Linked DNA regions of Mus musculus: regions 1 and 2 are each linked to region 3. Evidence: chromatin loops called from intact Hi-C (ENCODE). Cell type or tissue: left cerebral cortex. All regions are shown on one strand. Region 1 holds the start of Gm40395 (a long non-coding RNA gene). Region 2 holds the start of 1700054K19Rik (RIKEN cDNA 1700054K19 gene). Region 3 overlaps Oxtr (oxytocin receptor).

Evidence for each region. Hi-C counts contacts between places; a loop is a spot of excess contacts. Peaks named below come from ENCODE experiments on the same cell type or tissue, not always from the same donor. Only the 100,000 strongest peaks of a DNase experiment are listed, where the experiment ranks them.
Region 1: it touches region 3 in a loop (2.0-fold over the local background); 2 of 42 quality-filtered maps call a loop at or near these places.
Region 2: a loop joins it to region 3, with 3 times the contacts of the local background. A loop is called at or near these places in 18 of 42 quality-filtered maps.

The regions. Positions count from the first base shown.
Region 1 is chr6:112,421,039-112,429,038 of GRCm38, forward strand. Gm40395 (a long non-coding RNA gene) reads right to left here and starts at 3,473. Exons shown (of 3, transcript XR_869358.1): 1 at 2,516-3,473; 2 at 2,085-2,192; 3 at 1,695-1,757. In left cerebral cortex, CTCF peaks have their summits at 39 (motif pointing right) and 3,608 (motif pointing left); DNase peaks (open chromatin) are centred at 2,949, 3,236 and 5,378; H3K27ac peaks cover 285 bases.
Region 2 is chr6:112,207,285-112,215,284 of GRCm38, forward strand. 1700054K19Rik (RIKEN cDNA 1700054K19 gene) reads left to right here and starts at 3,424. Exons shown (of 3, transcript NR_027865.1): 1 at 3,424-3,480; 2 at 4,234-4,298; 3 at 4,906-5,235. In left cerebral cortex, CTCF peaks have their summits at 152 (motif pointing right), 1,663 (motif pointing left) and 3,874 (motif pointing left); DNase peaks (open chromatin) are centred at 161, 3,374 and 4,311.
Region 3 is chr6:112,479,702-112,487,701 of GRCm38, forward strand. The region is part of intron 1 of Oxtr (oxytocin receptor); the gene reads right to left. Among named protein-coding and RNA genes, the nearest start is that of Oxtr, 6.1 kb to the right of the region's middle. In left cerebral cortex, a CTCF peak has its summit at 4,811 (motif pointing left); a DNase peak (open chromatin) is centred at 4,803.

The DNA.
Region 1 (8,000 bases), 59 kb before region 3:
TAATTATGTGCATGAACGGAGAGGAAGTGTCCCACAGGAGTGCAGTACCTACAGAGGCCAAAAGAGGGTGTCAGATCCCCTGGAGCCAGAGTTGCAAACTCAGGTCCTCTGCAAGACCAGTAGATATCAACCATGACATCTTTCCAGCCCCTTATTTCTGGTTCTAACTGTTCTGTGAAATTGTGGTGGCCTCTTTTAGGTTATTAGATCTTTTATTCACACATGTGAGCCTCAAACAATTGGAAGGTTACTTTTGGAGCTTCCCCCCCCCCTCTGGTCTCAGGCATGATCTGAACTGTGATCTTGCCCCACAACATTGGCTCCCTTGTAAGGCGTCATGCTGGCACTTTGAATCTATCCCCAGAGCAGTATTCAGGGTAGAGGTGTTCCTCTGCCCACAGAGATGCAAAGAGGAATCAATTATGTGTAAAGTTATTCAGAAGGAAGCCACAGCTGGCCCTCAGGGCTGTGATTACCCATCTGGCAGACTCACCCAAGCAAAGAGTACCCCCAGTGGCCCACCCCTGTCTCCCCTTATTCACATTCAACCCCCTGTGGTCAGGTGTCACTTCATGTGGGATTTTGATCTTTCAGAGTATGATTCAGATACACAGAGAAAAGCCAAAGGGGCTTTGACAAAGTCAAATACACTGTCATCACCCAGTATAGGAGCCCACATCCTCGTTCACAGCCATGACTCACGCCCCAGACAGAGTTTTAATGAGGTTGGTTATCTGATATCCTAAATCACTGCAGATAATGAATAATATCAAATGTGGAAAGGGCAGGAAGTCGGAAGGCAGCTGATGGAAAAGCAAAATAGCAGTTGACAGACAGGAGAGAAATGGGGCGGAGAAGCTGTCTAAAGCATCTATGAGAGTCAAATGGCAGCCAGTTTGTGGTAGTGGATGTCCTTAGCTTTAAAATCAGCAGTTAGGAAGCAGAAGCAGTTAGACCTTTGAGTTTAAGGCCAGCCTGATCTATAGAGCCAGGAAAGCAAGGACTACATAGAGTCAGGGAGAGGGGGTTCAAATGACACAGCAAGTTGGGGCAGTAGTAGCTCAAGAAGATTCTAGAAGGAGCAGGGTGGAACAGATGCCCAAAAAAGTGAAGGCCAGGACTGGACCCACAACTTTTCTTCATTAAGCTTAAGAATCCTGGACTTCAACTACTCAAGGCTGAAAAGAATGGCCTAAGTCCTTGCCCAGCATATGTAGGAGTGCAATCCCTCCTCCACCTCATGAGTACATGGAGTTCTAGGAGCAAAGGGGCTGGAGCATCTCCAGAACACATGGCTCTACAGGTGACATTCAGGTCAGATGACCTAGTGTCAGAGAGCTTCCATGGGAGCAGAATGGGAGCAGAATATGGCCAAGGCTGAGGCAGCCAGTGACTCCTGTTCCTCAACCAGTCCTGTGCCCACTGTGCCTTAATAATCCAGGAACAGTCAGCCCACCCAGCCACACACCAATGCTCACAATCCTCCCACCGCCTCACTGGCAACCTTTGTAATTAAATGTTTTCAATGCGAGCAAGTGTAGGAACTTATTGCTTAGTGGGAAGAGAGATTATTGAGAAAGGGGGTGGGGGGGCATGTAGGTCTGCAGAAAAGCAAGATGATGCTCTGCTGCCTTTGTTAGGGGTTTATTGCTGTGAAAACACACTATGACCAAGGCAAGTCTTACAAAAACAAATATTTCATTGGGGCTGGCTTACAGTTTTAGGTGCTCAGTCCATTATCGTTATGGTGGCCTTTCCTGAGGAGACATGAAGAAATGTCTAATCACTTCGGATAAATGGCAAATGGCAGATGAAATACACAATTCTTCTCAGTTACAGCTCAGTGAATCAGTGGGTTGTTGGGGGTGGGGTTTGCTTAGAAGAATATGGATTAGGAGCTACTCACAAGAGCATGGGAGCCTCAAAAGGCATCAGTAGTGTGGGGAAATCCTAATGACTCCTGGAAGCTGTGTCCCTGGAGTTCCCAGGCCAACTTGCAGGCAGCTCTGCCCAAGAGTCTTCTACCCCCCACCCCCACCCCCAGGAATCCCTTATGCCTTTGTAACCTTGGAGAGGGGCCTTACAGCTTTTGTGAGTTCTTCGGTCTCATAGGGTAAGCTTCAGTAGGTTGCTGAGTCTCGGGAGCCTGCCTCTTCCCTCTGAGAGGGAGCATTTCCGTTGAGAAGAAATCACTGTAAGACCAAATGAGAGCAGTTAATATTGGTTCGTGTTCACAGAGGGCCATGCTTGTTTGGACCTGTGATGCTCTAGTGTATCTCGGCAGGAGTATGTCACCAGGGGAATCGTCATGGCATCTGGGAAGCAAAAGGAGAGGAAAGAGTGGTGTCCTCTTCATGAGCTGACCCCCCCCCCCCAATAACTAAGAACTCTTAAGTTATCACCCTAGTAGTACTACAGGGTGACCACAGCTGCCACTTATGGACCCTTTAGGGATCCTTGACCAAACAGCAGGCTATGGAAGGCCAGGGCTGGAGATTTGGCTATGTCAGTTGACCTCCAGAAGCAGGTGGAAAGCGCCTCTTCTTAATAATGAATCATCTTCATTTTGAGATATCCTCTCAGGAGATACAGGGAAAGGATCCAATGAGGTCATGAGAATCCATGTAAGAAAAACTGGATTGCTGTTGTTAAGTGAAATTACCCTAGAAAACTGTGAAGGGTAGAAGGGAGAAGTAATAGAGAAGAGATGACCTGAAGTTGAAGAATCTCAAATGACATCTCCTGATGCATCATAAAGGACCAGGAGAGGGAAGTTGGGGCTTGCACAGGGGTGCCCACTGCCCAATCACAGTGCAAGGCAGGGATACGACTATTCTCCTTCTCCTTCCCCATCTTCACAAGAGGAAGTCAACGATGTTCACAAACTGCCACGTGTGGGTGAGATCTTCGTTCAGAGAGAAATTCAAGCTTCATTTCTGCACTGTCTCAGTTCCCTGACTATGACAAAATACTCTTGGCAAAAAAACAACTTCAGGGAGAAAGGGTTTATTCTGGCCCACCATCTGAGCCACAGTTCATCGTGGTGGAGAAATGACAATGGCAGGAGCCTGGGAGGGCTGAGCACATCACATAGCAGTCAAAAAGCAGGGAATGAACAGCCCACCCTGCTCTTTGCTCCCTCTCTCCATTCACACAGGCCAGGATCCCAGCCAAGGAATAATTTCACCCAGTGTGGGTGAGTCTTCCCACCTCGACTAACACAATCAAGATCAACTCTCACAGGTACGCCCAGAAGCCTGTCTCCCAGATGACTCTAAATTCTGTCAGATTGAGTAACACTAACCACACATCCAGCAAAAGCAAACCAGAGAAAGAAAGACGCTGGAGTGTGAAATGATAGCATTGCAAGGCAGACTTGGACAGTATGCCTAGCTGGCTTGTCTCCAATTTGGCATGTAGCATGTAAAAGAAAGATGGAGAAAACTTTGATCTGAGTTAAAGTAGAAACTCCAAGTTAAAAATAAGTTCAGGGCTGGAGAGATGGCTCAGCTGTTAAGACCACTGGCTGCTCTTTCAGAGGTCCTGAGTTCAATTCCCAGCAGCCACATGGTGACTCACAACCATCTGTAATGTGATGTGATGCCCTCTTCTGGTGTGTCTGAAGACAGCTACAGTGTACTCATATACACAAAGTAAATTTTAAAATCTTTTTAAAAAAATAATAAGCTCAGGGAAGAACCTCTCTTGGGAAAACATGGGAACATTGCATGGGGGTGCTTAAACTTCCTCAGGGCAAGGCAATGGCACTCCAAGACAATATTGTCTTCATGACAAAAGCAGGGTACACCTTCTTATATTTGGGCATGAAGCCAATGGCAAAGAATATGATATCTAGATTTGATATCTAGAAATCTAGATGGCATCTAGAAAAATCTCCAGATTATACCGAGACATAGTGGATAAGGCAACACATAAGAGCCCAATCTGGATGGTCTCCCAGCCATCCTCCACTCCCCAGGCATCCAACCAACATGGCTCCTCTTCAGTTCAGCAAACACTGACTTCCGGGAAGCTCTCCACACTGGACTCTTGCCTGCTCCCTGGACAGACACATATGGTTTGAAGAACATAAATGAAAGCCAATTCTAAATGAATATTATACCATTGAGGAAAACAAAAAATTTAATAGTGCTAGCTATGAAAATTGAATCTTACCTCTCAGACCCTGGGGGGGGGGGGGAGTGACTGGATGGCTTCTATAAGGAGGCTGGATGGAAGTAGGGCTTCTGAAACAGAAAGGTAAAAAGGCTTTAGGATAATCAGTATGCGATCCAGATCAACACTGGATAGCTATCAGCGTTGCTGGTATTATTGCATTTCTGCTTTCTCTTCTGTGAATACATACCATTGCATCTGTTCTCCCTGTACTAAATTCAGAAGTGAAGTTGGACTGTAGACTTGAAAAGCTTGCCCAGCCTGCTGGCCTCTAACTTGGGAGCTACAGTTGGAGGGAACTCTGGGCTTTTGTTCTCAGGGTCTCCCATGGTTCCAAGGACAGCTATAGAGATGGTGTGGGATGGCACACTCAAGGTTAGGACTCATAGAGAATATAAAGGAGGAGGGTGACAATGAATGTACCTAATGTATGTGTGACGTCACTGCTAAAAATGGTCTTAAAGAACTGACAATGGCTCAGCAAACAAAAGTGACTGACCACACACACACACACACACACACACACACTGCACACTGCACACGCACACACACACACACTGCACATGCACATGTCATGTGGATTCTCTCCCTTGAGCCTTCTCACACACCAAAGATGATAGCGCTACAATTATTATTCCCACTTTGCACACGAGAAAACTGAGGAATGTTCTCAGGTCATGTTGTTAATAGGTTTCACGCCAAAAACCTGAATCCAGAAGTTTGACTCCACATTCAGCCATTAGCCTCAAAAATTCATTATGACAAAGAACAATATTATCATCATAGCCACACAGTAATTTCACAATCCCCACAATAACAAACTATAATCTGAAATTGTAAGAAAAGCAAACAAATAAACAAACCATTTTCCCCCAAAGTTTCTTTTTGTTAGGCTATTTGGCCACATGGCCTCAGAACAAGGAATGAAACTATAGCAGATCATTAATATCCTCACCCATATTTGTTCTTGCCTCAGTCTGTTGGGCAAGGTGGTTTATCTCCATCTCGCTGACAAGGCAACTGGGGACCGAGGAGTTACTAAGCCTAAGAGGCAAAACCAAAATATGACCCTCTCAACAGATGCACTTCTGAAAGTATGTACCAAGTTCAGAAAAGATTGTAGAGCAGTTACTTATCAGCCTTTCGATTCAGCTCAGAGTGGCAATTTTTAGTTGGGATGAGTTATGAAGACTTGAAATCCAACCACAGAGATAAAGTAGGTGATGCTGATTTCTTTCTGCTTATTTTTCTCCCCGTCTCATCCTCCCAAGGGCTGCAACGACAGCTGTGGGCTGCCATAACCACCTCACAGCATGATATTTTGTTGTGACAAGAAGCACTGCGAGAGCTGCAGACTCTCCAGATTCTTTCATCTCCTAGTAGAGATGAAATGGTAGAGATGATGTTTACAATATACATGTGATGAGTGAAAGGAAAGAAAGGGTGTGGATTAGGGGTGTAGCTCATGCTAGAGTTATGTTAGCAGGGCAGGTGCTTTCTCTCTCTCCACATCCTCTCCCTCCCCCTCCCCCTACCCTCCCCCTTCTCTCTCTCTCTCTCTCTCTCTCTCTCTCTCTCTCTCTCTCTCTCTCTCTCTCTCTCTCTCTCTCTCTCTCTCTCTCTCTCTCTCTCTCTCTCTCTCTCTCTCTCTCTCTTCCTGCAAAGGACTCTCCCTCCTTGCCATCAACAGACCTCTGCATTGGCCGGGAGGATGGCTTCTCCCCTTCAGCTTCTTATGACTGACATTATTAACAGAGAATGACAACTCTTCCTGATTGGTCCATATCTTAGACATAGACCATATCCTCAGTTCTAAGCACACCATGGCAACTATCTTATAAGTCTGAGATGGGCTCAGGGTCTAGAGGTAGAGGATGATGCATCAAACCATGACAGAATGCCATGTCCACCACAGTCTCCAAAAAAAGTCAAAGATCCAGCTCTAATGACTCCAAATGTTGAGAGAGACAGAGACAGACAGACAGACAGACAGACAGACAGAGAGGGAGACAGAGAGAGAGAGGGAGACAGAGACAGAGACAGAGACAGAGACAGAGACAGAGAGATTCCTAGATCCAGAGAAACAGGTTCAGTGAACTCATGAGCTTTCTTGCAGGTACCAGACTGTGGAGCTTGGCAGTACCAGAGGTAGGTTTTTAATGCCACAAGGCCATGCTTCTTCCCCGTGGTCCAGTCTTCCCAGGGGTTTGAGGTTTGAGATAGAACATTTATGGTTGAGCTCTGCCACTGCTGTGGTTCAAATAAGACAAGTTTAGTAAAGGCCTAAAACTCACTGCCACATCCCGTCCTGCTGGGATAAATGAGGTGATTCAGAAACAAAGAAAAATGCTTTCCAAGAAACAAATCTCACCTTACAATTCTTCCTGGAAGCTCTAATCCAACTTCCTGAAGATATTGACAAGCAGCAAGAGATGAACTGTGGGCATTTCTGAGATGCATCAACAGACCTTCCTAATCTTCCCCTGCCTCCTCCTGGCGCATTGGTTAAAGAATAAGCATGTGACTCTAATTTGGCTGATCACAGGCCTCCATTGTCTCAACCCAAACTCTGATCCAATCCAGGCTAGTCAGGTCCTTCCTTGGGATTGTCCAGTTGAGAGCCCTGCCTTGGTGCTATAAGAAGCTGAAGGAGAGAAACCTCTCTCCCTGCCAGTGGCAGGATAGGTTGAGGGCAAGAAGGGACCACCACCATGGATTTTGTCTGGAACTCGGGTCCCCATACTAGTGTGGCAAGTGTTTTGCCCATTAAGCCATTTCTTCAGCCTTCATAATCCAGAGACACTAGAGGCCATCTAAGCCCATGCCCACAGACTCCAAGTCTTGGACTCTTTCTGTTGTAGCACTGACATTTCTGTGTGGGAGGAAACGGAAACTGACAAAATAACAAGAGATAGAATCAGGGAGCAGGTATTTTGCAAGCTATTTGTGGGACTCGGTTGGTTCCTTGGCCCAAATGGAAGTTGTGAACAGTTGTTTCTAGCTGTCCCTCAGGGGACACAAAGGTGTATCTTGGCAAGTGGACAGTGTTCCAATAAGTGAAGGGAATCTAGACCTAAGGGCCATTTCTCTTGCAGTGACCAGTGATGGCACTGCCAGTCTTCCTGTTGGCCTGAAGCATACATTTTAAGGTTTCCCTTCAGCTAACCCTTCAGTCACGATAGAAAGGAAAAGGGGAGTCAGGGCAAAGAAGGAATGAATGCCAGACTGCACACTTGGCAGTGGGCTTGCGACAGGAAACGCACAAAAAACTCATTCCTGCCTAGAGAGTCAACGGAAGCTTAAGCCAATTCATTTCATTGCAAATTAAACCTTCAGTATCCCGAGCGCTCAGCTGCTAGCAACACCATGAACTTATCAAGTTTCATAAGTTAGAGGTACACAGGGTGATTCGAGAGCAGACTTGAGGGGGAGACAGGAAGAAACACATCCATCAGCAAATAGGAACAGGAGTCAGAGCGCATCTCTGTCTAAAGAGCTTAGGTGAACAATTAAAACCTTCAGGCAGCATGCAAACAGTAGGAGGAGAAAAGTCCTTCAGGGGGGAAACAATGAAATTAGTAAAATGTCATAGAAAAGAAAGATGTGTCATCACCAGCTACCAAGAAATGGGAGCAAGCAAGTGATACCTGAATGCTATGAAATTAACCAAAGCTGATTGCAGAGGTGCAAGGAGTACGGGTCTGCACCCTCACAATCAGCACTAGAAAACACTTTAATATGAGTAATGTAAAAGGAAAGATTTAGAGTGACGGACACATCATGAATGCTTGTACAAGAACAAACGATGTTTGGGTGATGTGGAG
Region 2 (8,000 bases), 270 kb before region 3:
AAAGAGGACATTAATAAGAATCAGTTAGGATATGGTGGGCTCCAGTCGTGTGGTGGCTGTTCAAATTCAGAAGACGGTACCTGGGACGGGGTAGAGGAAAGGAGACAGAAACAGAACTGGGGCTTTGTCATCCACTATCTCATATAACCACTAGATGGCACCAAACACAAACCATGCTGTATTCCAAGAGAGCAGGCCAGGTTAACCTTGATGCTAAAGAATTTCTGTACTGAGCTCTGGAAGAGTCTTTAAACTACGGTACGTACAAGTGACTCTAGCCCAAGCAGAGATGGCTGTTTGGATGTCACTAAATCAAAAGTATTTTGTATTTAATGCTAAAAAAGGATATCAAAAAGAAGCACTTAGGAGATGATGGGTTCCAGTCACGGGGTTGGCTGTTCAAATGCAACTCTGGTATACAAGCACCTGTATCTTCAGTATCTCCCTAGGACGGCACAATTGCTACCCCAGCTTTACAGCTAATCCAGAGATGTGAAAGACTGTTTCTTGCTCAGTGCCATGCAGGTAGAAAGTGGCCAACCTTGGATTGAGTCCATATTACTCGCACCTACATCATGACACATATCCCAGAGATATGACTGAAAGCCACTGGGCCACCAAGCCCACAAGTCACCATAACAAATACAAGCATCTCTTTTCATCCCTACATCCCATTATCCTAACCATCAATTTTACAAGAGCAGATTCTAACAGCTAGTGGAGGAAAAATGCTACTTCCCCAAGAAGCAAAAGATATTAACAGGGGATTCCCTAGAACTGTAGTGAACTGCTATGTGGGTACTGGGAAATGAACTCGGGTCCTCTGCAAGAGCAGCAAGTGCTCTTAACCACTGAGCCATCTCTTCATTCCCAAGAGTCTTTTTGACTGTTACCCCCCCCCCCACCCCCCGCCCGGCCCCTGCCATCTTCTTAGGACCCCGACTTCTGCAGCCACTACTCTACCCTCTGCTTCTAAGTTGAGTTGCTTTAAATTCCAGACAGAAGTGAGAACACACTGTGTCTACTGTGCCTGACTCATATCACTGGCGTGATGTTGCCCAGTTACTTTAATATTCTCAACGAATGACTGAACTCCCTTCTTTCCAAGGTTAGGCAGTAATCCATCATGCAGGTGTGGCACATTTGCTCTGCCCATTGTGTGCCAAGTGAATACCTCTGCTGCTCCCATTTCTTGCCTTTGTGAGACCAGTGCACCAATGGACTTGGGAGCACAGACATCTCATTAAAGGAGTCATTTCAGATTCCATGGGTAAACTTCGGATCGTCATTGATTACTCTTACTTGCATCGCTCTATTGGAGGAGTTGTACCTGTAGTTTTCATCAGTGGGTTTTATCTTTCAATGTCATTTCCCACTGGATAGCATGACTCTGTGGTGTAGTTATCTCTTCTAAATTGAAACATTTCTGCCTAGAGGGTGATGGGGGAGGCCCATGAGACGTGATGACCTAATGCAGCTTGCAAGGCTCAAGATGATGATGAACATGGGCTGGAGAGATGGCTTATCGGTTCAGAGCACTGACTGCTCTTGCAAAGGACCTGGGTTCAGTTCCCAGGACCGACACGCCTGCTCACACTGTCAGTAACTCCAGTCTCTGGGATTCTGGTGTCCTCTTCTGGCCACCAGTAGGCACTGCCTACCCATGGTCCAAATAAAGACAAGCAGGTGACACACAAAATAAAACTGAATGTGGTTTAAAATAAAGGCAACTCATCAAACTCAGGACTTGGGAAATTCGGAAAATTCTGAGATTTACAAGACTGCCCCCACTTCCCAAGAATATACAGGCTGTAAATGATTACTGGGGCAGAGGAGACTCTCCTATCTTCCATGGAGCTGCCTCCAAGTTGGGAAGGGACCTTTAAGGATGCAGCTTTTTGGAGTCCTTAACTGCTGTCTTCATCATTCATGGAAGTAACGCACCCTTGTTCCTGAAGTAACCACAATAAACCCACCGTTTCACTGCACTAGACTTGGGTGGAATACTTGCCTTGGTCAGTCATCTATGCTCTGTATGATATGTTCTGTGTGTTTTGTCTGATCCAGGAAGTAAGCAAAAATGAGGGTACAAAGAAAACACGGAAAGACATGGAATGTCTAGCTAGGGCCACACTTGCCCACTGAGGTGCAGGGAGAGGAAGAACAGCAGTGGTGTAAAGTGACAGCAGGATCCTACCTCTAGTATCCTCACTCGTGCAGGCAAACACTCTTGGGGAGACCCCAAAATGGCCAGGATGTGAGGCCAATGCTTGTTCTGACCCTGCTCCTGTAACAGAGAAGACCTTATGATACAGACTTGAGCTCCATCCCAGAGATAGCTGGCGGAGTGCAGAAGAGAGTCCAGGAGAAGTGACATGAAAAGTCACATCATGGCATTTAAAAGATTAATTCAAGGCCACTTAGAGAAATGACTGCCGAGCAACCAGAATGGTGACAGCTGAGACCTGGGCACAGGGATATGGAAATCCCACAGGATTTGGGGATCCTAGTGCTCTGGGAAACTGCGACATCAGGAGAGGTTAGAAAGGTATTGAAGGGCAGGCTAGCCCCAGTGCCAGGAGCCATTAGGCGATGTGGCTAGTCTAGACCAAGATGTGTGCCAAGTGTAAAACGCCTTCCAGATTTTGGAGACTCAGTGGGAAGAGAGAAAGTTAAATATTTTTATATTGTTTGCCTGTAGAGATGATAATATTTGGGATATATTTAGCTCAATAAAATATACTGTTAAAATTAATGTCACCTGTTTGTTTTTACTATGTGAAAGTGGCTACCAGTTGATGGCTGGTATTTGGTCTCCACAGGCCACACTGGGCCTATTGGTGGCAGGGGTTGGGGGAGCATCCAGTGAGACCATAAAGGGATGAAGGCTTAGCCTGGGATAAGAGAGACACCAGACTTTCTGCCCAGAGGAGGGTTTAGGAAGAGGGAGCTGGGGTTAAGGAAGGATATTTCAAGCCAGTGGAACTTTCTAAATCAGAAACAGGGCAGGAAGGTGAGTGAGCTCTTCAGAAGAGAAAAACATCCAGCAGGTCAAACTTGCATTGCTGCACAGTGAACAAAATCCAACAAAACCAAACCACGGGATCCCATTACATCCCTCTGTGGCTCATCCCTACTTCTCTACCCCCTACCCCCGCCCTCCTCACCACCAGTTAATCACAGAACCTAGCCTTCCTGCAGGATGTAAAACACAAAGCCAGAAAGATCACTTTCAGGGCACAGGAAAGTAAAGAGGAAGTGCTCAGGAGAAGGCTTTGCTCCTCTTGTTAAAGAGCCAAGAGAAAAACTGAAGCCCATGGGCCCACAGGCAGCAATTCCCAACAGTGTGGTCCTTTGTGCCTTCCTTCAAGCCGGCTGACAGGAAGGGCTGTTACCATGGAAATGGTCCCAGCCAGGAAGCACAGTGGAGCAAACACAGACAGTCTCAGGGCTTGCTCTGTCCACAGAGCCGACCAGTTGGTAAATATTACACCAGGCGCATACCAGAGACACAGAGCAAACAGTTTGTCATCTGGGAGCTGCACTGGCCTGGCTCCAGGGGGAGTGTTACGCTGGGAAAGTGCAACGCTTGGATCCCATATTACCAGGGCATTGCCCAATGGGAGAGAGAGCCATCGTAAGATGTAGGGGGAGGACTGTATTATACTTGTGCTCTCATAGTATGTAACCTTGTAGGCACTGGTACCTGAAGAGACATTAAGTCATTCTGACAAAGAAACAGGAAGTCGGTACCTTTCTGTTCAGTTTACTTACCTTCACCAGCGTTGGATGCCCTTGAGAGAGCCCAGGTTCAGCTCCCAGCACCCACTGGCAGTTCCCAGCAGTCTTTAACTCTAGTTCCAGGGTATTTGATGCCCTCTTCTGGTCTCAATGGAGTACTGCATATACATGATGCAAGTTTATACATGTAGGTAAAATACTCATATGTGTAAATTCATATATATATGTATATATATATATATGATATATATGATATATATATCATCTTTTAATAAACCCATCTTGTATACATCACAGGGTCAATGTGAGCATTTAACAGCTAAGGAATGAAATTAATATGATCCGATATACAGTAGGTGCTCGGTGAACATTACTTTCACTTTCTACTGCAGTAAACCCACATGTGCAGTACTTCCCTTCTGCACACAAGTATAGAACACCATCTTGCTTACTATTCATTGCTCTTAACTGCTCTTAACCTATTTTTCACAGTGCTTGGAATTGAATCTGCAGCTTCAAGCTGAGTCATGCTGTCTGCCCATGCGCTCTCATTTCAGGTAATACTACATCTCATGAAGAAAATCAAAGCTACCCTGACTTCCCCAGCACAGATGACTGGTTAAACTACCAGCTGATAAACCACTCCCCCCCCTTAAGCCACATCTTCTGCGTCCTCTGCCTATAGAATTGACAGTCTAGGTATAGACATGCCAGTCACTGGGGTTCCTCTAGCCAGAAGTCACTGCTCTAGTCTGGCAAGGTGTCCTTTGTTCTTGGAAAGTTTAATATCCAATGCCATAGGTATCAAAATATGTCCTCCTGACCCCTAGCCTGAGGTGACTAATACAAAAGCAGGTTCCTGGGCCTAGTTCTAAATCGGCTCAATCAGATCATCAGGGGACAGAGGCCAGGCACCTACATCTTCAGTGTCATTTTCAGAAGATATCTATGCCCAGACTTTCAAGAACTCAATTCTCTGAATCATTCCTGCTTTTTTTAAATCTTGGGTGCTTTATCCACTTGTTGTTTGTTTGTTTGTTTGTTTGTTTGTTTGTTTTTGGCTGGTTGGTTGGGTTGGGTTCTTGATTTTTTGAGATAAAGTCTCACTAAGTTGCCCGGGTAGGCCTTGAACTTACCACCTTCCTGTCTCAACCTTCTTTCCAGATAACTGAGATCAAGCCTGCCTTCTGCATTTCTTAAACTAATTCTGGGACTATCTGTGTCAGACTCTCTCCATGGAGGCTAGGTATGCAAGATGCAGGCATTACCTCATCTGAAGAGTGGTAGCCACTGGACTCAGAAATGGCAAGGAGAACAAGCCACAAAGGTGATTGCTAGACACACTAAGAGTGGAGAGCAGTTGGCCTGGTGAACTGTACTTCCTCTTGTGGTACACACATTTACAGCCTGGTGTAATTATCATTCTTACAGAGGTCAGGAGGACATATTTTGATACCTATGGAATAGGATAATAATAAACTTTCCAAGAACAAAGGACAGCTTGCTCATGACCTTGCCAGACTAGAGCAGTGACTTCTCGCTAGAGGAACCCCAATGACTGACAGGTTTACACCTAGATAATTATCATTTATTAGAGTTCACTCATCGGGGAAGGAGAGATCACTCAGTGATTATCAATACTTGGTCTGGCAAAAGAATAGGGTCCGGTTCCCAGCACCCACATGGCAGCTCACAACCATCTGTAATTCCAGTTCCAGGTGTTCTGCTGCCCTTTTCTAGTGGCAATTGCAGTTGCGTCCACACAGGCACACACAAACACACAACCACTCCCCAGACTCATGTGCAGACACATAACTTAAGACTCTTTTCAAAAGTCAGAATGCTGTGCATCGGCAGAGTTCAAGGCACTCTGGTAAACTTTGAGACTGGCTTTGGATTGTTTAATTGGACAATTTCCTATTAAAATTCTCCCATCCAAGTAAGCAAGAAATAACTAAAATAAGCACTTCCCTTTAGAGACCTGGAATGACTGTAGTATTTGGTGTTTCCTATAATTGGGAAATGTGTTTCTTTTTTTAAGCGTGCATTGCCTTCTGATGGAATGGGCAAATAACCAAATAGCCAAGTGTCTCTAACTCGAAGAATGAGGGGGTAAGGGGGAGTGAACCTGAAAGAGAAAACAATGGCAAAGCTTAGCTACTTGGTTTGTAACCAATTGTCCCCCCTGACTTGCTATGTCACCTCTTGAAGTACTAGGTCAGCCAAACAAAACAGAAATACAACACAGCCGTGACCGTGACAACCCTTGCCCAGGCTACCAATTTAGGATCCCTGCTTCAGTTGCTCCTTCCCTTATTCTAAAATGAACCAAGTATCTTAGTTCATGACCATTTCTAATCCAGAGGACCAAGTATGAACAAACTTAGCAAGCATAATCAAGTGGTAAGTGAGTGCCTGCCCTGTGCCTGGGGCTAGGGCTGGGGCTGGGGCTGGGGCTGGGGCTGGGGCTGGGGCTGGGGCTGGGGCTGGGGCTGAGGCTGGTCCAATTGCTATGCTCAAGGAGGTGGAAGGAGGGAAGTAGAATCAGCTGAAGAATATCTAAGAGAGCTGGTGGATAGCGCTGTCTTGGCAGGAGCAACAACAGGCTAACTAGTATCAATAATCTGTGCTCTATACCTCCCGAAAAGAGCTCTGAAATAGCTTGTATTTTAAAAAGATCATAATGTTGCTAATAAAATAAATGCTGCATTAATGAATTCTCACAAGGAAAAGGAATTAAGAAATAAGATATACAGTGGAATAGAGAACCCAGAATCTATGAGTAGCAACAAACGTACCTAAGCTCTTCCTAGCAGCCAGGTAGAAAAAACACACTGTAAGATTCTTAGTTTCATACATAGACATTCTTTTAAATTTTTTTCTAAATGAAACGTTTTCAAAGACCATTTTCAATGAACTAGAATGTCTCCTAGTGATTCCAACAGAAAGATTTGATGTTTTCCTGAAGACTGTCAGGCTACTTCTTCTGTTTGGATGGACTGCAAGCCCCATGAGATGCTAGAAAGCTACATATCATAGTCAAGTGAAGGGGACACCTCAGCAGTGTGCTGCGATGGATGTGGGGACTCATTGTTTAGGCTTCAAACACTCTGATAGAGCCATCACCAACATCAACACTGGTCTCTGCTACACATCCCCAGGAGTGGAACAACTCCAGGGTTGTAGATAGCTTTCCAGGAAAAACAGAATGGAAACTCTCCAAGACCCAGAAAAAAAAATAAGAACAATTCCTTTTTTGGAGAGGAAGAGCTACACGCATATGAAACATGGAGAAATATGGACTGTGTCTCCTCAAGAGATGATGACTCCAGAGGCAATAGATGGTCCCACTACCAACACCCAGAGAAGTCACAAAGCTTTCCACAAGAGGATCACTGAGGGGGTAGAAGAGGACACAATGGTTTTTGCTACACAAAGAGGAAGACCTACGTTCAAGTCCCAGCACTCACCCAAAAAGCCAGGCATGGTAGTGTGTATCTGTAATCCTACCCCTGGTAGACTGGAACAGATGGAATCTTGGAGCTTGATGACAAGCCTATTTAGCCAAATGAATGAGTCCCAGGTTCAGGAAGAAACCCTGATTTAAAAGCTGAGGTGGAAAGCAATCATGAAAGATATTCCATATTAATCTCGGACTTCTATACTTGGGCTCAGGTGTACACACATGCTCACACACATATACACACATATACATGCACACATGATCACAAACTTGCATGCACATACATGCATCACACACATACACACACATGCATACACATATGCATCATATATCATACACATATGCAAAGAAGAGGGGGCTGAGTCTTGTATTTAACTAATTCAGTGATCCCCCACTGCCTGAGTGACAATAAAATTGCCTAAAGACTATATACAAATGTGGGAAATAGGAAGACTGAGAACAGATACAAGGAGAAGGAACGTGGAGCTCTCCCCTTTCTTCTGAGTCTGGATGCTTTTCCGGGCTTGGATGACTATTACCAAGCCATAAAACTGAACAGATTAATCATTGTGTCTGTGAAGTTCTTTCATGGGAGACAACAGAAACAGATTTGGGTTAACTGAAGCAGAGAAGAAATTTATTAAAGGACGTAGAGTCTGAGGATCAGAAAAAAAGAAACTAGAAGAAATAAAACGGACTCAAGAGGCAGTGACCAGAGCATCTACAGTGTGATAGCAAATTCACAGCCAGTGTCTTCAAGATTGAGCCTCCTCAGCCAATCAGCAACCATGGATCT
Region 3 (8,000 bases):
TAGTGTCCCTAGAGGCTCTGAGTGCTTAGCAAAGGACTTCAGGATTTCCAGTGGATCATTATCCTTCTCAAGGACAGGAGAGTCCCCAAAGCACAGACCCAGAGTCAGCAAACTACAGCTCATAGGCTAAAATCTGACTGCGCTCTATTTTTGTCAATAAAGTTTTATTAGAATGTTCATTCACGGGCTGTGAATGGCTGCTTTTGCACTTCCGGGGCAGAGTCGAACAGCTGTGAGCAAGACCTCGAACCCCACAAGCCTAAGTATTTGTCATCCTTAGAGAAAGTCAGGCAGTCTTTGATGGAGTGTCTGTAGGAGGGGCGGTGTTAAAGGGTAGAAGCGAGGGCGCTGGGGGGAGGAGCAAGTACACTTAGGGCAGCCCAGGCCGAAGCCACGCCCACACCTCAGTCAGCAGACTTGCTCCTTTGCTTCTAAGACACACAGATCTAGGCAAGGATCTGCGGCTCTCTATATTTTGGAGCTGTGTGTTCTCTGGGAAGTTACTCAACGTCTCTGTATCCATGATTTCTAAGCGCTCCTCACCGGAATGTTATGAGACTGACATGGCTGACAGGCAAGGGTGGTTCAGAATTCAAATTCCTTGACAGCGAGCATGGCCTCCTCATTGCCACCAACACTGCTGCATTGGCAGGGATGCACTTGCTTGGCAGGTTGCTTTTGTAATCCCCAATAGCATTACCCCCCCCACACACACACGGGGAAACAGGCAGGCTGAGCTTCTGGAAGCTTCACAGCCATGCGGCTATGTCTGTCACTGACTGCTTCCAGAGTGTAGCCAAGAAGGCCAGCAGACATGGAGACACTTGTGCTAGCTTTAAAAGGTCCACACCCTGAGGCCTGCACAGTGAAACTGCCGATCTCCTCCAGTTTGTCAGTGACTGGTAGGTTTAAGCACTTTGAGATGGAGACTTAGCTCCACCACAGAACAAATAACTCAAAAAGAATACAGAGACCCCTGGCTTGCGTTGTCTTTCTCTGTGCCCTGGCAATGTCTAACCTTGCACTGCAGATTTGGGGGGACCTACACTGACTTGCTTCAGCGAGGGCATAAGCCAACTCACCAGCTCTGAGCACATACAGTCACCCCCTCTGCCTTCTGTTTAACCAGCCTTGCAGGCTGCAGGTCCAAGGCTATATCATCCCTTGGTGCTCTCCCACGCTGAGATTCTGTCTGTGTTCATCTTCTTTCCCAACTCGTAGACTGGTTGGCTAATGCTTGCAGGAGCATCCAGCCTACAGCCCACAGGTTATATGCAGCCCAGGAAAGACATAATGCAAACCAATATAATGTTGTAAACTTACTTAAAGCATCACACTATACTTTTGAAGCTTGACTGTGCAGTCCTCAAGTAAGAACTCTGTCAAAGACAACACTGTGTCTCAGTGTCACACTTAATAAACATATGTATGTTCCCCAAACCTGAGGGTTATGGATTGGACATTCTTGAGATCTAAACATGTTGCCCGAGACAATCTTTTGTCTTTGTCCAGTGTTGCCCAGAGAAGCTAAATGGTTGGGCATATCTCCTTTCTAAGGGCATTAATTGGCCTAGTCTATGCCTTTAGGCAAGTGCAACAGGCTATGAGATGCTTTAGTCCCACCCCTTCAGGAAGAGGATGCTGCAGTCCCAGCCATTCAAGAAGAGGATGATGTGGTCCCATCTCTTCAAGTAGGGGAAGCTATAGTCTCAGCCCTTCAGACTCAGAGCTCACTCTCCAACTGCCAGCACAGGCTGCTCAACACTCACAGTGGAGGTCTCTTGTTGTCTCTCTGGACAGAAGAGTAGCCACCTCTTATGAATGCTCAATGAGGATGCTCAAAGGCCAGGAACCCAGCCTTCATCTGAATTCCTTGCAGAGACATCCCAGATTGCAAGATCTTTGTAAGCCTTGTGTCACATTTCCCAGAAGACAAGGCCACCATGGCATCAGGACAGAAATAGAGAGATAGAGAAGCCAGAGTGGAGGCATGCACAAAAGTTGCCTGGGAAGGGAGCCAAGACACCAAAAGAGACCTGAGCCCAGGAGAAACTACTCCAAGGAGGGATGCCTGGAATACAGGATTCTTCCTAAACACCCAGGTCTGAGTCCCCCCCCACCCCAGACCCCATTCCTCTCCAAGACATGTCTATCCTCTGAGTGTGGCTTTCCTCTTCTGGACATTGAGGCCACATAGGAAAGTGGGAAAATGGAGAGGATCTTAAAGACAGAGTGTAAGGACTTCCTGTCACTGTGGATAAAAGACAGGATCAACTATTGTCATTCATTTAAGTCCAAGGACAGGCTCCTGATTAGGAGTTAAATAAACTGCCCTTAATTCCTTTAGCACAAGAAAGAAAGAAAGAAAGAAAGAAAGAAAGAAAGAAAGAAAGAAAGAAAGAAAGAGAATCAAAGAAGAGGGAGTGATGGAGGGAGAAAGAGAGAAGAGAAGAGGAGAGGAGAGGAGAGGAGAGGAGAGGAGAGGAGAGGAGAGAAGAGAAGAGAAGAGAAGAGAAGAGAAGAGAAGAGAAGAGAAGAGAAGAGAAGAGAAGAGAAGAGAAGAGAAGAGAAGAGAAGAGTCCTGAGATCAGATGGATACACTAGAGAAACTCAAAAGAATCTACTTGGGAAAACGTACACTGCCATCACTGTAATTAGCCCAGCAGGGTGGGTTTCTGCAGCAGTGAGACCTCCATCCTTCAGGGGACTCACCAGAAGAGTCAGCTATAGAATCCTGTCTCCCGCTGTCCTGAAATAATAATCACACCCTCCCTATGGGTAGAGGTCTTGGGCAGATGCCCAAGGATATCCACCCAGCAAGGCTGGTCCCTGCCAGAAAGGGAAGATGAATGGGTGGGTATGCTGAGCCATCCACTTGCCACTTGCCAGTCATTTGCCCAGAAGCTGCCTGGGGGTGGGGGCATCAAACACCTATCCACACTCTGTATCCAATGAATTTATCCTCAGCAGATCTAAGCTGGCACTTGAGGACCCGTGTAGACTCATCAAGTTCCTGGGCACAGGGATTCACACATTGAGTGAAATGCTCTGCTCTGAACTGAGAGTGGCATCATCTGGGGGAGAGGCAGGAGAGGCTGGGATATGCGGACACCTGAAAATGGGAGCTCCCACTGCCAGGCAGGAGCATGGGCAAAAGAAACAACACAGTGCTAGCCAGAGCCAGGTGCTGGGGTGCCATGCACCTGATAGAGTGCCTCCCATGCGCATGAGCCATGGGGGGTGGGGAGCGGGGAAGAAGCAGAAGGCTGTGGGGGATAGCACCAAGCATTCCATCCCCACCAGACCAGTTTTACCCAAGCCCCTAGAATCCCCCCTTTTGTACTTCCGGACACTCACTGTAACCTGCATTGAGGGCCCAAATAGCCCAGAACAGCTGGCAGACAGCTGGCCACAGCCCCAAAGGCTGTGTTGTTCCTGAGGCAACCCAGGCATTCACACACAGTGCAAACAAAGGTGTACGGTTCCTCTCCTCTGAGTCATAGCCATTAGCCACCTCATAAGAGTCTTAGCCAAGAAGCCAGCCTCCTGGGCAAGACTTTCCCTAAAATATGTAAAACTGAGGGGAAGCTCCTGTTACAACAGGGACTTGTGCTGGGGTAGCAAGGGGGCTCTGACAAGCCTTTCAAACTGTTCCTTCTAAATGCATGTTTACAGAAAGATGGGGTTTCAAGATATGCCACAGGGATGCATCTTTGCAAAGACTGAACGTTTCCAACTACGATTGTTCTAGAACTCTCTGTGGTGTGCTAGCCCCATGCATTTCGGGGCTGGGGTGGAGAGCATCTCGGTTACTGAAGTTAAAACAGCCTTTGCTCAGGCTCTGGTCACATCTGGCTAACATGCGAGGCCATTGGGTCGGGCTGCAGGAGAAAAGCCATATCTTCCTCCATACTCCATATCATTAGTTCATATGGAAGCATGTGAGAGGACAGGGACAGACTCGGGTCACAGACTACATCCTCAAGCTCTTCTACTCAGAGTGTTTCTGCGGGCCAGAACACAGATGCTCTGTGGTTACCACTGAGCATCACGTGCACATTTGCCAAAGATGCAGGCGCTCGGGCTCCACCCCCCGAGGTCCTCAGTCAGATCATCCTTTTAACCAGGACCTCAGTGATTTGTGTGCAACTAAAATTCTTTCCAGCTCTCCCAGCTCATACGGCTAGAGAATGGAGAAAAAGACGAAAGTAACTGTCTGGTGCTTTCAACTCTTAATGCGTACCTGCTTCTTTGTACAGCAAGCTCCTACTCAGCCATCAGAAACCCTTTCAAACATTGATTCCTCTCTGAAACCCTCCTGGTCCCTCCACATCCCCCAGGGATACAGAATCAGCCACTGCCTGCCTCGGACGAACATTCACATTACATGGGAAATGAATACTTCTAGTGTGGAGTCAACCCATCATGTTCTCATTATTTTTTAATACTCCTGGGCTGGAGACTACGTCCCGTTTGATTCTGTGTCCCCGGCTGCAAGCAGAGACTGGAAAATAAGAAGAGGTCGATAAGGGACTGACCTGAATTGAAGCATGAAATTAGCAGACAGGAAGTCTTGATAAATCGGCCACCTCCTCCTCCACCACATCGGAAAGGCAAAAAGACAATCTCCCTGGTAGATGACAGGACATGGCCTGCTAACTGGGTGACTGGACTCAAATGCAGTTCCCTCTGGGAAAATTAGGTTCACACTCAGAGAGCGGGGTGGGTAGAGAGAGAACAAACCAGCTTGGGTGATTGTTCAGGTGTGAGGTGTGGCCAAGGGGGCAGAGGCCTGACACAGAAGCGCCATCTCCTGGCCAAGAACTGCCAGTGACTAGGACCCAGGAACACGCAGCCCAGTAAAACCGAGGACAGCTGGCCTCTTCTCCCCCTCATCAATGGTCTAGCTGGGACACTTCCAAATCCAGAGCTAGGCACTCCTAGCTTTCAGCACCCCAGGCCAGCTAGCTGCTACCCCTGCCCTAGCCAACCATACTACTGTTCTCAAAACCAGTCCTCCCACACAACCTGGCTCCCTAAGGCCTTGGCATTTGTTAAGAGTTGCTTCGTATTTTTCAAAAGCAGACACCGTTATTAGGCAGAAGAGACCACTCAGCTGGGAAAGCGCTTGCCTTGCAATCATGAGAACCTAGTTAGATCGACAGCACCCATGTTGAGAAGCCAGCACAGTGGTCCAGGCTCGCCCTCCCACTGTTGAGGAGACGGAAATGGAAACTGAGGCTTTCATGAGCCAAGTGGCCTGAGTCAGTGAGTTCCAGGCCAGTGAGAGGCAATGTCTCAAAAGCAAAGTGGAAGGCACCTGAGCCACTGGTAACATTGACCTTGGGTTTCCACATGCACACGTGTACAAGTGCATGAGAACCTAAACACACATGCATAACCATTCATATACATGCATCCACTCTCACATGAGCAGAGCTCACACACACATACACACACACAAAATACATGCAGGCACACTAATGCTCCCTGAATCCCACATGCACCAACATACACACAAACACACATGACATGCAAATGAACCAACACCCACACAAGTAAATATACAGTGCATTCACAACATTCACATGTACACACATGTGTATGCCCAAATGCAAATGAACCAACACCTACACAAGGAAACACACAATGTATACACACTCATGAACCCAACGAACATGAAAGCAAATGCATGCACAAAGGCAAACACAATTATACAACACCCATATGAACACACATGAACATACAACACATACAAACACACACCAAAATAAATATACATATGCAGAGGTTCACCCACAAGCCTACACCCACATAAATACACACACACACACACCCTTAGTCATGCACCCATACCCACACATAAACACATGGGCATACACAGACGTGTGCCAACACACACACATACATGAGGACACTCACATGTATAAAATGAACAATCACATAAATCACAGGTGATTTATTCCAAACTACCAAGAGTGGTGTGACCGAAAGTCATGCTTCTAGCCAAGGAAGCAATGGGAAGAGAAAGGAGAGAGATGGTGGGGGCGTGGTTAAGGCAGCAGAGACATGCAAGGCTTTAGGGGTTTGGAACCTGGAGTTCTGAGCAGCCTGTCGTAGGCAGGGGCATGATAGGGTGGGGCACACACAAGGAGGCTCAGAAAAACCCGGATGTCAGGATGATCAGACCAGAGAGGAAGTGTCTCCTCTGTTCCTGCGGGTCTTCAACAGGGCACACAAAGCAGCATTAGACAAGAGCCCGAATTCCTGATGCCAAGGTTCCCCTCAGAGGCAGGAGCAGAGCGAGGGACAATTCAGCCTGTCCCTCTCCTATGGGAGGTTACATGGGGTCTAAGGACTATGTCCGAGATAGGAAGTGTGGAGTCTGTCTCCTTCAGTTTCCTCCCGTTCCGGTTGAGCGTATCTACTTACTGAGTTTGATGAGAATTGGAGATAGTCCAGGCAAGCACAGGTGAGCATTTGTCTGCCTTCTCAAACTGATACCCAGAAAGGGGGTCTCCCTCCATCACGGCTGCTACCCCTCTTTCTCGGACAGGAATAGCCCTGATGCTACTGAGAGGCCCCAATCCTACAGATGGTAACAAGTCTCTGATGCGGACTTGCTCCTTCCTGTGTGTGAGGACCTGTCAGCAGAGCCTAAAGAAGTCTAGGAGCCTTACAGCCTAGCCACTGGGAGGTGCCTTTGGGTGCTCTCACCTTCTAACTTTCCAGAACAAAGTGGTGGGGTGAAAGCAAGCAGGCCCCAGCCCCAGCCCCAGCCCCAGCCCCAGCCCCAGCCCCAGCCCCAGCCCCAGCCCCAGCCCCAGCCCCAGCCCCAGCCCAGGCTCTGCAAAAAGTTTGTTGTGGCCCAGGCTGTAGGCTTGGCTCCCCAAATCTAAAACCTCTCGGGCTTCAGGCTAAGCCCCCAGATCCAAGGCCTCCTGCTACCTTTGGCCTCCTTTCTCCCAGCGCACTGGGACGCCGGTCCTATGGGGAAAGCTGTGCAGCAAGCCTCACTCACTAGTCCTCAACATTCATCAAACCTTTGTGAGTTGGAGAGCTAAAGTCACTTGCGGCAGAACCCAGGGAGACGGCTCCATAAGTGCTCACATCCTTCCTCCTCCAGGAGCCAAAGTAGTTGAAAACTGCTCATCTGATGGCAATGTTTAGCCTGCAGAATCAAGCTGGAGGGTGTTCCAGGGCCAAGAAGGAAAAACCTGCCCAGTGTCCCTGTGCCCACCCTCTCCATGGCTTTCTACTGGGATAGGTCACTGAGGAACAAGGCCCTCCAAGGTGTCCCCACCATAGGCACTGCAGGCACTACAGGGAACTTTCCTTATCCTAAGGGCTAGACACAGAGGATCAGGGACTGACAAAGGGGCCCTGACCCAGCATCTCAGAACCAGTTAGTACAGGAGACAGGGCTGGAGGTCAGGTCTAATGGTTGACAGGATTTCCAGTCATCTCTGAACATGTCTGTGAGGATGACATTTCCAGAGAGGCTTACACAGGGAAGAAAGACCCGACCTGAATATGGGTGCCACTGTCTGTAGGCTGCAGCCTAGACTGAACAAGGAGAACTCCAGCTGGGCAACAACACTCGCCTCTGTCTGCTTTCTGCCAATGGCCTCAATGTGACCAGCCGCCTGCTATCACCCCTTCCCACCATGACGGACTGTACCCTCAAACTGCAAGCCAAGAGAAACCCTTCTTCCTTAAGTGACCTTTGTCACAGAGACAGGACTAATACTAATACAGCGGGTATCCCTCAGACTTGCCCTAAGAAGCACCCATCTGGGGTCTGCCGCCATTGGTATTAGAGTCCCTCTACACCACAGGGGCTAGGACCCTTAAATCCTGCTGAGGACGCAGCTAGGCCTGGAGCTTTATTTAAAAATTCCCACTTTAGCCTTGTACCTCACACAGCTCTCCGGCTGTGGCTGGTCATTTCCTGGTTCAGGACGCCTCAGATTGAGCTGTCAACTCTGGCCAAATTTGCT